Regions from separate parts of the Homo sapiens genome. Here region 1 is linked to region 2. A link is a loop called in an ENCODE intact Hi-C map of the cell type or tissue named here. Cell type or tissue: PC-9. All regions are shown on one strand. Links, peaks and the distances in the headings refer to the core of each region. The heading gives the core; the rest is flanking DNA.

Region 1 (5,283 bases), core at 60-5,059, 440 kb before region 2:
TCCAGCCTGGGCGACAGAGTGAGACTCCGTCTCAGAAAAAAAAAAAAAAAGAAAGAAAAGAAAACTTAATCTCTAGTGCAATAGTTTTGGAAAATGGGACCTAATAGAAGATGTTTATGTCATGAACGCTCCACCCTCATGAATGGATTAATGCCAGTTATGAAGGGACTTTTTTTTTGTCTGTGTGGCTCTTTTCAGTTTATTACATGAAGGAGTTACACTAGTCCAAGCTAAGAGCAGACCCCAAATAGTTACTTCATACACATTGTGAGGTTTTTAAACCTGTGACAAAGACAGAAGGGAAATTCTACTCATTGCAAGAAAATCCTCACTTAAGCTTCAGTGAGCCACAGACACTTAGAACCCATGAACCTTCAGCTGATTGTCCTTGGCCAGTGCGATCTCTGCAAGGAACTGGCATAGGTTCTTGCACGGGTCAGTCTGTAGCTTAATTAGTTCTCCATATTCTGGATGCTCTATTGCAGTACCAGGCAAATTTCTTCTTGAATGCCTTCACTAGTTTCTTTTTTTTTTTTTTTTTTTTTTGAGACAGAGTCTCGCTCTGTCACCCAGGCTGGAGTGCAGTGACATGATATCTCAGCTCACTGCAACTTCCGTCTCCCAGGTTCAAGCGATTCTCCTGCCTCAGCCTCCCAAGTAGCTAGGACTACAGGCATGAACCACCACAACCAGCCAGTTTTTGTATTTTTAGTAAAGATGGGGTTTCAGCATGTTGGCCAGGCTGGTCTTGAACTCCTGACCTCATGTGATCTGCCCACCTAGGCCTCCCAAAGTGCTGGGATTACAGGCATGAGCCACTGTGCCTGTCATAGTTTCTTTTTATGGTAGTCATCAGCAATTCCTTGGACAGTAGTAATGGTCTTCCTGCCATTTCTTTATTAAATTCTTATATGGATATAATCCTCAGTGTCAGCAGGAAGCAGGTTATCGCCCTTAGTTGCATCCAGCAAAGAGGTCAAAAGAGTAGAAGTTCAGAATAGCAAACATACTATACAATTCCTTTTCCTCAGCAGAAACTGCCTACAGAGGTAGCAGTGGAAGAAGTGGGGGGAAGTGGGCAAAGGTGGGGTATGGAGCATGAGGAAGCAAGGGGGCTCAAAGGGAAAGTTGCTGAGTCCTCAGCGGTAGCTCACGGACTGGGGTCATGAAAAGACTTGAGGTTTTGAGTTCAATTTTCTTATTGTCCCAGACTCTCTTGCCCTTCCACATTCCACCATGAATGACTCAGCAAGAAGGCCTTCAACACACACCAGCACCTTGATATTGGACTTATCTGCCTCCAGAACTGTGAAAAATACATTTCTTTTCTTTGAAACTACCCAGTCAGTGGTGTTCTGTTATAGCAACACAAAATGGACTAAGAGTATGTTGCTAGTAAATATATCATTTTAGCCATGGGTTTTAAGATCTGGAGCTGATTGGAAATATTGGACATCCCCTAGAGATTCTGTACTCAGAGCTGGATGCAGTAACTAGAGGTAATTTTCGATGTGAATGTGCTTGAAGTTGTATGCAGTATAATCCTAACATCAGAGCAAGACCCTATCTCAAAAAAAACAACAAAAAAAGGATATTATGTAGCTTATAAAATAAATGGGTGGGCTGAAGAACCACATTCTGAGCTACATAATGAGAAAGAGCCAAAACCACATTGCAGAACTGGTCTGATGACAAGACACCACTGCCATGATTGAAGAGCTCCAGATATGCCGCTTGTGCCAATGATACCGTGACCATCAGATACTGGACTGATCACTACCCCACAGTCACTGCTTTTCCAGGAAGCGATCCTCCTGAAGCCAACTTTTCCAGCAAGCTTTGAGGCAGATGTGGCTGACTGGCAGAGCCCAGTCCACATGCCAGTGCTCTAGCTGCAAGACAGGTGGAAAAAGTGTACCTAGTACTTTCAGCTTCTGTAGGGGATGGTAAGCCCTGTATCTCTGACTCATCGCCTGATGAAATTCCCTAAATGAACGAAAGAGGGTGGCCGGGCGCCGTGGCTCACGCCTGTAATCCCAACACTTTGGGAGGCCGAGGCGGGTGGATCACGAGGTCAGGAGATCGAGACCATCCTGGCTAACACAGTGAAACCCCGTCTCTACTGAAAATACAAAAAAATTAGCCAGGCGTGGTGGCGGGCTCCTGAAGTCCCAGCTACTCCGGAGGCTGAGGCAGGAGAATGGCGTGAACCCGGGAGGCGGAGCTTGCAGTGAGCCGAGATCGCGCCACACCGCACTCCAGCCTGGGTGACAGAGCGAGACTCCATCTCAAAAAAAAAAAAAAAGAAAGAAAGAAAGAAAGAGGGTTAGAGTGCTATGGACCCAGCATACATGTCGTGTCCCTACACCCATAACCGTCAAGACGACCCCTGTAAGGGACATTAACTTTGGATTAGTGCCAGTGTATCTCACAAAGCCTACTGCAAACAAGTTTTACACATTTTAATAATCTATACTTAGTCGGGGTTATTGAATGAAGGTTGGTTTAAGATAGGCATAAGTTCTCACCAAGAAAACTGTTGCCTCTGCCACATCGGAAAACTGGGAAATTAGTAAGCTATTGTTCCAACTGTTGGCTCCAGGAACACATTAACTTAGCCAGGATCTGGGCAACAAGAAGCCACTGCCAGAGCTTTTGGTACCAGAGCTGTGACTTACTGAATCCTCCCATGCAACTTCATTTTATCCCCCACTTTAACTCAGTTCCAGATCAAGCCCCTTAGGCCTGTATCTGATTGGGAAACTTAAAACACATCCAGAGACTAAGTTTAAAGGAAGTCTAAGTTCCAGGCGGTGGCTTATACCTGTAATCCCAGCACTTTGGGAGCCCAAGCTGGGGGGATCACCTGAGGTCAGGAGTTCAAGATGAACCTGACCAACATGGCAAGACCTCTACTGAAATACAAAAATCTCTACTAAAAATACAAAAATTAGCCAGGCTTAGTGCCTGGCACCTGTAATCCCAGCTATTCGGGAGGCTGAGGTGGGAGAATCGCTTGAACCCAGGAGGCAGAGGTTGCAGTGAGCCGAGATTGCACCATTGCACTCCAGCCTGGGCAACAAAGCAAGACTCTGTCTCAAAAAAAAAAAAAAAAAAAAAGGCAAAGAATTTGAACAGATATTTGTACAAAGAAAATATGCCAATGGCCAATAAGCACATAAAAAGATGTTCAACATTATTCATCATTGGTTATTAGAGAAATGCAAATCAAAACCACAATGAGATGCCACTTCACACCACTGACTTCTGGGGAAGGAAGGGGGTATAGTACATTGAGTTCAACCAGTGACTGATACCCAGCCAATGGCCAATGATTCAATCAATCATGCTTCCATAATGAAGTCCCAATAAAAACGCTGGACAGGCCAGGCATGGTGGCTCACGCCTGTAACTCCAGCACTTTGGGAGGCCGAGGGGGTGGATCACAAGGTCAGGAGATTGAGACCATCTTGGCCAACATGGTAAAACCCCATCTCTACTAAAATACAAAAAAAAAAAAATTAGCCGGGCGTGGTGGCAAGCGCCTGTAGTCCCAGCTACTCAGGAGGCTGAGGCAGGGGAATCGCTTGAACCCAGGAGGTGGAGGTTGCAGTGAGCCAAGATTGCGCCACTGCACTCCAGCCTGGTGACAGAGCAAGACTCTGTCTCAAAAAAAAAAAAAAAAAAAAAGCTTTGGACAATAAGGTTTGGTGGAATTTCCTGGCTGGTAAACAGATCAATGTGTCACCAGGCTGATATGCCCTGATTCCACAGGGAGAAGGCAATTCTCAAAGTTCTGCTCTTGAGACTCTCCCAGACCTTACCCTGTCTCCTCATTTGGCTGGTCCTGACTTGTATTCTTTATAATAAAACTGTGATTGTAAGTATATCACTTTCCTGAGTTCTGTGAGTCATTCTAGTGAATTATCAAACCTGAGTGGATATGGGAACCCCCAGATTTGTAGCCAGTTGGTCAGAAATGTGGGTGGCCTAGGGATGCCTAATGTGTGGCTGGCATCCGAAATGAGGGCAGTCTTACTGGGGACCATGACCTGTAATTTGTGGGTTCTATGCTAACTTCAAGTGGTTACTGCTAGAACTTTATTGTAGCACACCAGTTAGTATAAGAATATTAACTTCTGTGGCAAAAGATGTAATTTAATTAAGGATCTTGAGATGGAGTGTTTATCCTGAATTATCCGAGTGAGTCTTAAATACAATCACAGTATCTTTATGAGGGAGGCAGAGGGAGATTTGATACAGACAGAGGAGGAAGAGGCAATGTGACCACAGAGGCATTGAGGAAGACGCAACGTGACTACCATCTCTGGCTGAACAACTAAGTTGTGTGGAACTCAATGGTGGATCCTTGCCAATCAGGATACAGTAACAGCTCTAGTGTCTGAATAGCAATTGCCATCATCATTCCCCACCCCAACCCATAGGTGCTTATCCATTACTCCCTGCCAAAACCACTGCTTCAGTGTCCTGACATAGTTCATCTCTGTCCTTGCCCCTACTTTTACCTCTTGCATCTACTTGTAGCTTCTCTCTCTATTTTCCTTCTAAATTCCTCTTGATCTCTTCTTTTGTCTAGATGCAACTATCTCATGGCTTCTGCTTACTACCTTTTCTTTCTGTGTCTCTACTGCTATTTCATTGACAGTCAAATACGTTAAAAAAAGGGTATGTTTAGTTTGGTCAAGCACTTCCTTTTGTTTTTTGAAATGAGGTCTCACTCTGTCACCCAGGCTGGAGTGCAGTGTCGCAATCACGACTCACTGCAACCTCTGCCTCCTGGGTTCTCGGGTGGAGCCATGTTGCCCAGGCTGGTCTTGAACTCCTGGGCCCAAGCGACCCACCCACCTTGGTCTCCCAAAGTGCTGGGATTGCAGGCGTGAGCCACCACACCCAGCCTCTCAAGCACTTTCTGATATGGTGTCCTTGTTGGTCAGAGCGCTCATTCTAGACCACCTTATACTGTTTAGATTCCATTTAATGAATTCAAAAGAGTTATGTAATACTTACTTATTTTAAAATGTTGATGTTTACAATATGCTGGAAATTCTATTCTTTGTAATATTTAATCTTAAGGTTGAAAAATTTAAATGTCAACTTAAAAATATGCAAGGGAGTACACAATTTTTCAGAATTGTTTTAGAGGATATGCAACCAAAACAGTTGGCTCCTTGCCCAACCTCTTTCTTTGCTAGAGTGAAAAATGAGGAGCAGGCCAGGCATGGTGGCGCACACCTGTGATCCCAGCACTTTGCGGGGCCGAGG
Region 2 (8,453 bases), core at 1,766-6,765:
TGGATCACCTGAGGTCAGGAGTTCGAGACGAGCCTGGCCAAGATGGTGAAACCCTGTATCTACTAAAAATACAAAAATTAGCTGGGCATGGTGGCACATGCCTGTAGTCTCAGCTGTTTGGGGAGGCTGAGGCAGGAGAATGGCTTGGACCTGGGAGGCAGAAGTTGCAGTGAGCCGAGATCGCACCACTGCACTCCAGCCTGGGTGTCAGAAAGAGACTCCGTCTCCAAAAAAAGAAAAAGAAAAGCCCTGGAAGACAGGGCCCAGCATGGAGTTGAAAGACTGCCAGTTTACTCCTTCCTTTCAAATGATTACAAGGACAGTATCAGCTCATGTACGTTTTTGGCAGTTAGTACACCTGCCTGAGAGTGAGTCACTGGAGGATAGAGCAAATGAGGTTAGCGTTATCTACCTGCCCTTGGAGAGACAGGAAATCACACTTGGTATGACCTGTCTGTCACCTGGAGGTTTAGGTTTCCCCAGCTTTACCAAGATGAGTGGGTATCCTCTATCCCTGCCAACCCCCACCTTGTGCTGACCCTTCCTTGGCCTGTCTTGGTTTTTTCCTTTCTTCCTTAAACAAAGCTACTCCAAATAGGAACTAGGGTCCAAGGAAATAAAGACAGTATCCTAAAATGGATTTCTCAATTTCGGCACTATTGACATTTTTTGGGGGTGGGTGGGGAGGAAAGGGGCAGCCACTCACGCCACCACCTCTGCCTGCCACTATCAACATTTTGGACTGGATAATTCTTTGTTGTGAGAAGCTGTCCTGTGCATTGTAGGCTGTTTAGCAGCATTTCTGACCTAGTAACTTCCCAGTTGTACAACTAAAAATGTCTCCCTGGAAGGCAGAATTACCCTCTGTTGAGAACTATAGCCCTGGAAGAAATTGCCACCTATACATGGGAAACTTAGAATTCAGGTGGAATAGGTTACTAGTTAAATATTTATGTAACAAGCAGCCTTCTGATAATCTGATTATGACTGTGTGTAGTGGCAACAACCACTTCTAAGTCAGCTTTCCTTTAAGCCAGGCTCTGGATTCTTTATTTTTGCTGGCCTTAATCTGTGTCTGGCTTAACACCTCCTGGTCACTTTCCCTGGCTGGAATTTACGTACAGTTGTCAGTTGTTGATGCAGGTGTTTGGTTGATGATGCATTGCCAAAGAGAAGAGGAACTTCCTTTGTGGACATACTTCAGGGAGCTTCCTTGTTCTGTGCCTTTAAGGGGAGACTACAGTCTCTCAGTTGTTCTCCACAGCCAACCAAGAGTTTGGCTGCTGATATTTATAACCCTTATGTGACCACCCCCACCTCCCCACCCCACAAAGAATTCCAATGCTCTGTAATAATCCTCTCCACCCCCACCATAGCAACTGGATGTGGAGAAGGTGAAGGAGCCTTTAAGGCCTTTAAGTTTGCTTCATGTTGAACCTTTTCCAGCTCCCTTTTAAAATATTGCCAGTTGTATTTTAAATATCAGTGTCACAAGCAAAATCCCAGGCTTGCAGCCACTGCATCATCTTAAAGGAGCCTCATGCCCCAGTGAAGGTAGTAAAATTGAATGGAAGGTAGTAAAATCATCAAGAAAGGATTGATAGATTTTACAAAAATCTGTCTGGAAATTTGATAGCAAGGTGAGATTTTAAAGCAACAAACAGGCTAGGCGCAGTGGCTCATGCCTGTAATCCCAGCATTTTGGGAGGCTGAGGCAGGTGGATCACGCTGTCAGGAGATCGAGACCATTCTGGCCAACATGGTGAAACCCCATCTTAGCCGGGCATGGTGGCATGCGCCTGTAGTCCCAGCTACACAGGAGGCTGAGGCAGGAGAATCGCTTGAACCCAGGAGGTGGAGGTTGCAGTGAGCCGACATCGCGCCACTGCACTCCAACCTGGGTGACAGAGCGAGACTCCATCTCAAAAAAAAAAAAAAAAGCAACAAACAAATATATCTGTAACCAAAGAAAAGGACTGAGCAGTTGGATTTGAGTTTACTAAAATTCTTCACATACAGTATCAGTATGTAGCATTCACAACTAAGATTTATCATTTGTATAAGAAGGAAGAAATATATTTCCAGAAAAACTAGAATGTATCCTGTGCAGAACTTGTATGTATTGATCGTTTAGTAGTTGATTAGTAAACATGGTTAAGATAAGCACAGACTTGCAGAAAAGGACTGATCCTCACTGTGCCTAGAAATGAATGGTAAATGGTCTCAGCCTTAGGCTGGTTCTGGAGCTTCAGAAAAATATCCTGGGCACTTTCAAGCTCGCTAATAAGCTATGAGCTTCTAGGAAGTACGATGAGTTTCTTTGAAGGGCCGTTTATTGTTAGAGTTGCTGGTTTACTAGGAATAAAATGACTTCCACAGGGAGTTGTGTCAGGTCACTGCACCAAACCATCACTGTAAAGGGCTGTCTCCTGCTGAATGGATTCTTCACAAGTCTCAGCTGTCCCAGTTGGAAAAACCCAGCTATGGGTAGAATGTGCACCCTCCCTACTTTGCCACCACTAAGTGCTTTTCAACTACGAGTCTCTCTTATTGACTATAGAAGGTTAATGGAATACACTTACTCTCTAGGACGTCATAAACTATTTTTCTACCACCAGTCATGTCATTTGAAATATGGATCTTTGCTACACATGGTGATGGTTCATGGATGGAGGTTAAAAGGAAGTGATTCCATATTCCTTTTAACCCATCCTTACTGGGCAGTTGCTCTGTGCTAGTCCTTGTGGTGGGTACTGGAGTCTCAGATAGTCTCTAGTTAACAGTGTACAGATGTGCCTTGACTTACAGTGAAATTATGTCTGGAAAAACCCATCATAACTCGAAACTATTGTAAGTCAGAAATGCATTTAATGTACCTACTGACAGCCGGGTATGGTGGCTCATGCCTGTCATCTCAGCACTTTGGGAGGCCGAGGTGGGTGGATCACCTGAGGTCAGAAGTTCAAGACCAGCCTGGTCAACATGGTGAAACCCGGTCTCTACTAAATATACAAAAATTAGCCGGGCGTGGTGGCGAGCGCCTGTAATCCCAGCTACTCAGGAGGCTGAGGCAGGAGAATTGCTTGAACCCGGGAGGCAGAGGTTGCAGTGAGCTGAGATCATGCCATTGCGCTCCAGCCTGGGCAACGAGCGAAACTTCGTTCCAAAAAAAAAAAAAAGTAGCTACTGACCATCATAGCTCAGCTTAGCCTACCTTAAACATACTCAGACACTTACATTAGCCTACAGTTAGGCAAAATCATCTATCAGAAAGCCTATTTTATAATAAAGTGCTGACTCGCTCATGTAATTTATTGAATATTGTACTGAAATAGAGAAACTGAATGATTGGGTACTTGAAGTATGGTTTCTACTGAATGCATATCACTTTCACCATCATAAAGTTGAAAAATCTTCAGTTGAACCATTGTTAAGTCAGAGACCATCTATAGTAAGGGAAACAGATACAGAGAATTACAGTGGTACTGATGTAGTGGTAAATGCAGTAAGAAAGATCTGAGTCTAAATGATCTCTGAAAAAAACTCTAAATCAGACATTTAAAATCCTATTTTGCAGATAAGAAAACTTAAGACTTGAAGAGGTTAAAATAACTTGTTCGAGCCACATAGCAAGTAAATATTAGAGTTGGGATTGGGAAGGTCTGTTTGGCACCAAAGTTTATGCTACACCAGTGGTTGTCAACCAAGCATAGCTTTGCAGAGACTCCCACTCCCCGCCACTCCTTTTTTTTTTTTTTTTTTTAAACAGTTTCACTCCCATCACCCAGGCTAGAGTGCAGTGGCACAATCATGGCTCACTGCAGCCTCGACCTCCCAGTCTCAAGTGATCCTCCTGCCTCAGCCCCACAAGTAGCTGGAATTACAGGTGCATGCTGCCATTCCTGGCTAATTTTTGTATTTTTTGTAGAGATAGAGTTTCACCATGTTGCCAAGGCCGGCCTTGAACTCCTGAGCTCAAATGATCTGCCTACCTCAGCCTCTCAGAGTGCTGGTATTACAGGAATGAGCCACAGTGCCTGGCCCAGAGACATTTTTTATTGTTATGACTGGAAAAGCTGCTACTGGCATCTAGTAAGTGCTGCGAAACAACCTACAATACACAGGATGACGGCCCCTTACAATGAAAGAATTATTCAGCTTACTTCTAGAAAGCTAGGGAATTTGATTTTTGCCATCTTCAGATCCCATGACAAGTAAGAGTTAACTGATTAAATAGTTCCACTCGCTGGGGGTGCTTCTGTGGTTTTCCTCTCCTTTTAAGAAAATTAGTTAAGAAATAGTGTTGCTTCCGGGAGTGACTTACACAGATAGAGTCAGGATCTTGGGGAACTAATCTGAGTCAGCGACTGAAGAATTTTCTCTATGCCTGACCAGTCCCCACCCCACACTGCCACAAGGCTCCTGCTGTGGAAATCAATCAGCTGTGTATCTCAGGCTGCTTCCTGTAGGGTGTGTTATGGAATGGCATCAGCCCTTGCACCAGCTGGGAGTACTGATCTCAGTGTGATTTTATCAGACTATGTTTCTTTTGAGCCTTACTGTTTGGAACAAAGGACCCTCTGTTAAGAATGCAGAGAGCTGGTGTGATTGGATAGCTAGCATATACATACATGGTTCCTATGGGAAAAAAACAGACATAAATTATGCTATAGCCCTCTAAAATTTTCATCTCCAAAATGATTTCCTGACCTTCTGTCTGTATTCACAGTTCTTTCTGTAAGTGCTTATCCTTCCCCCAAAGCAATTCGAAGGCCATCTGATCTGATAAATGGTTGTATCCTTCAGAACTAGCCTATTTCTGTGTCTCCAGTCTTGGATGTATTTGATCCCCACTATCTTTCCAGTGTTATTTCCTATATAGACCATACACTACATCCAGTTACCCCAGACACTCCTTATACATTTTAGGTATTTGATTTCTGAAGTCATAGCTCAAGTCCACTTCTTTATAAAGCTTTTTTTTTTTTTTTTTTTTTGAGATGGATTCTGGCTCTGTCACCCAGGCTGGAGTGCAGTGGTGCGATCTCGGCTCACTGCAATTTCTGACTCCCAGGTTCAAGCGATTCTCTTGCCTCAGCCTCCCAAGTATCTGGGATTACAGGCACGCACCATCTTGCCTGGCTAATTTTTTTGTATTTTTAGTAGAGACAGGGTTTCGCCACGTTGGCCAGGCTGGTCTCGAACTCCTGACCTCAGGTGATCCACCCACCTCGGCCTCCCAAAGTGCTGGGATTATAGGCGTGAGCCACCATGCCCGGCCTTATAAAGGCTTTTGATCTCCCCAGCTCACTACTCCTGATCTCTTAATCATTTACAATGTATAACTCACTTGGCTTTTATCACATACCACCTAATTTTGACATTTTCTGATTATATCCATTTGTCCTATCCCCTCAGTTAATTCACTTTTGTGTCCCTTAATGTAGTTAGCATATTGGTATATACACAGTTGGAGATGAGACAATATTTGACTGACTGGATGAACATTCTTTATTTCTCATAAGCCATGTGAGCTCTAGGATTCAAAATGCTATCTACTCTGCAAGACTTGAGGTATATATCCTTGTGTGTCCTGAAGAAATTCTAATCTTAGCCTGATTTCCTCAGTTCTCCATCTTTCTTCTGGGCTTCCTTCCTTCTCTGCTAGTTAGTATATGTTAAGGGAACACAATCTTTTTTCAGTATAAGAGGGCAAAACTAAGAAAGAAATGTGCTACTTCTTATGCACAGAGTCATTGCTACTTACTCAATTAGTTGACAGTTTGGTGTAGTGAAAAAAACTGAATACAAGTTCTAGTCAGAAGTATCCAGGTTTGAATCCTGGCTCTATCATTTACTAGCTGAGTGACCTTCAGGGAAATTACTTAACCTCTCTGAATCTTACTTACTTTAACTGTAAAATACAAATATTGGTAAATCATACCTTTAGGATTTTTATGAAAATTAAATGAAGTGATATATCTAAAAGTATTAGGCTTATATTTGGTGCTCAGCTCACTAGATGATAATATGCTTTTTTTTAAAAAGAAGCTTATCTAGACATATAAATTAGAATATTGTGAAATCTTTTTTTTTTTCATTTTTTGTTTGTTTGTTTGTTTGTTTTTGAGACAGGGTCTCACTTTGTCAATCAAGCCTGAAGTGCAGTGGCATGATCATGGCTCACTGCAGCCTCAACCTCCTAGGCTCAAGCGATCCTCCTGCCTCAGCCCCTACAAGTAGCTGGGATTACAGGCATGCACCACCACACCCAGCTAATTTTTGTATCTTTTGTAGAGATGGGGTTTTACCACGTTGCCCAGGCTAGTCTTGAACTCCTGAGCTCAAGTGATCCGCCCACCTCAGCCTCCCAAAATGCTGGGGTTATAAACATGAGCCATTGTATCAAGCCTGTGAAATCTTTTTAATAAGAACAGTTACCCCTCTTTGTGCCTAGGGATCATCATTCTCCAGAAGACTTGATCTAAGGCCCAGCACCAGATTATTTTCTTCTTGAAAATTGGAAAAATGGAAATTATGAGGATAAAGTAAAATTAGTTTGATAACAATGAAACAAGTGGATGGATAGAGAGCCTTCCTGAGCAGTTTTTGTGGGAACAATAGGGCTTATTTCTAGCCCTAGAGTGGGAATAATAGGCAAGTTTAGGTCATGATTCAACACAGCTTAAAATATATTTTATGTACACATACATATACATACATATTTATTTATTCATTAATTCATTTATGCATTTCTATCAGAATCCTACAACCAGCAGGTTTTTCTGAGACCATTTTGGCCTTGGCTTGTATGCTCTACAAATTCATATTATTTTCAAATCATTAACCAGAATTAACCAGAAGACATTACCAGCTCAGTGACTTCCCCAGCCACTCAGTTGCCCATTAGATCAGCTCTAATGATCTCAGGGATTTTGGCCTAATTAGCTTTTATCATAGACCATGTTATCTTCCTCTGTTACCGTACAATGGCAACTACTAAGTCAGCATCTTTAGGAAAGACATCTCTTAATATTAATCAATCTTTAATTAAAACATTGAGGGCTGAGCCAAAAAATATCGGCAGAGTTTCAGAAGCAAGCAGCTTAAAATACAGATATAATTCATCTGTCTGCCAATCTCATACCAGATTGAGATGTTTTACAGAAAGTCTTTAATTCTTTACAGTTTCAGCAAATATGTGTTTTTAATGTTTTTAACATTTGGTCATGTGTATATATGAGTCAAGGAAAGAAGATAATTCAAAGAAATTATATGTGCCTTAGATTTTCTCCATCTTGAATTAATTGTATTTATCAAGTGAACCATTTAATATCTCTGTCATCTTGCAATTCATTCCCAAAGGATAAGCTCTGGTTTTGGTCTAATTCTTTAAATTCATACCTAAGCTGTTTGTTTCTTTGTCATCAATGATAAGAATTTTCCTTAGTAACGAAATGAAAGAGATGGTTTTTAGAAATCTCTTCTCTCTGTATTATTTATTCTGCCTTCTTTTCTAATATTGAGGAGCAGGGGCTGGACGCAGTGGCTCACGCCCGTAATCCCAGCACTTTGGGAGGCCAAGGCAGGCAGATCACTTGAGGTCAGGAGTTCAAAACTAGCCTGGCCAACATGGTAAAACCCCGTCTCTACTAAAAATACAAAAATTAGCCAGGCTTGGTGGTGGGTGCCTATAATTCCAGCTACATAGGAGGCTGAGGCAGGAGAATCGCTTGAACCTGGGAGGTAGAGGTTGCAGTGAGCCAAGATCGCACCATTGCACTCCACCTGGGTGACAGAGTGAGACTGTGTCTCAAAAAAGAGGGGGTGATTCAACCCAGAGACCTCTTTCATGGAAATAACCAAGCAATTTTGTGATGATCATGCCACTCTGGAACTGGAAAGACTACTCTCAGTTAGTCCCAGGGGGAGGCCCACATCATCACTTTCTCAGGGAAACCTACCCTGAGCTTCCAGGCCAGGTTGAGGCCCATGACCCATGTTCTCATAGCACGGTGTGCTTTCCTTAGTGCCTGGGATAGTTTAGAGCACATAGTAGATACCAATAAATATTTGGTGAATGGATGAAAAGAAGAGAATCAACGATATAACCTTGTGAAATTAGTTGCCTCAAGAGGAGAGGAAGAGGAATCCAAGGAGACAAAGAAGGACTGGCTAGAAAGATAGCACCAGGGTACCACAGTGTCATGGAAGTCAAAAGAACACAGTCTCAAGAAGAAGGGAGGATCCATACTTATTTCTCACCACTGCTTATCCTTAACCCCCTCTAATCTGATCCAACACCCATCACTGTGCTGAAACTGCTCTCTTAGATATTCATTGGCTTCCTAGTTGCCAAGTCTAGTGGCCTTGTCTGCCTCACTATTCCCCTCTTTCATTGTACAGCATTTAATATCAGATCTTCTTTCTTGAAAGTTAATTTACTTTCTGGA

The links. Hi-C counts contacts between places; a loop is a spot of excess contacts. Peaks named below come from ENCODE experiments on the same cell type or tissue, not always from the same donor. Only the 100,000 strongest peaks of a DNase experiment are listed, where the experiment ranks them.
Region 1: a loop joins it to region 2, with 3 times the contacts of the local background. A loop is called at or near these places in 1 of 110 quality-filtered maps.

What each region holds. Positions count from the first base shown.
Region 1 is chr1:38,957,918-38,963,200 of GRCh38, forward strand. It overlaps the pseudogene EIF1P2. Among named protein-coding and RNA genes, the nearest start is that of RHBDL2, 19 kb to the left of the region's middle. In PC-9, for the core only: CTCF peaks have their summits at 2,003 and 2,203; DNase peaks (open chromatin) are centred at 1,224, 1,934, 3,744, 4,364 and 1 weaker place; H3K4me3 peaks cover 1,185 bases; H3K27ac peaks cover 4,684 bases.
Region 2 is chr1:39,394,396-39,402,848 of GRCh38, forward strand. The region is part of intron 58 of MACF1 (microtubule actin crosslinking factor 1); the gene reads left to right. Among named protein-coding and RNA genes, the nearest start is that of BMP8A, 93 kb to the right of the region's middle. In PC-9, for the core only: no CTCF peak of the experiment used is centred there; a DNase peak (open chromatin) is centred at 4,386; H3K4me3 peaks cover 469 bases; H3K27ac peaks cover 3,986 bases.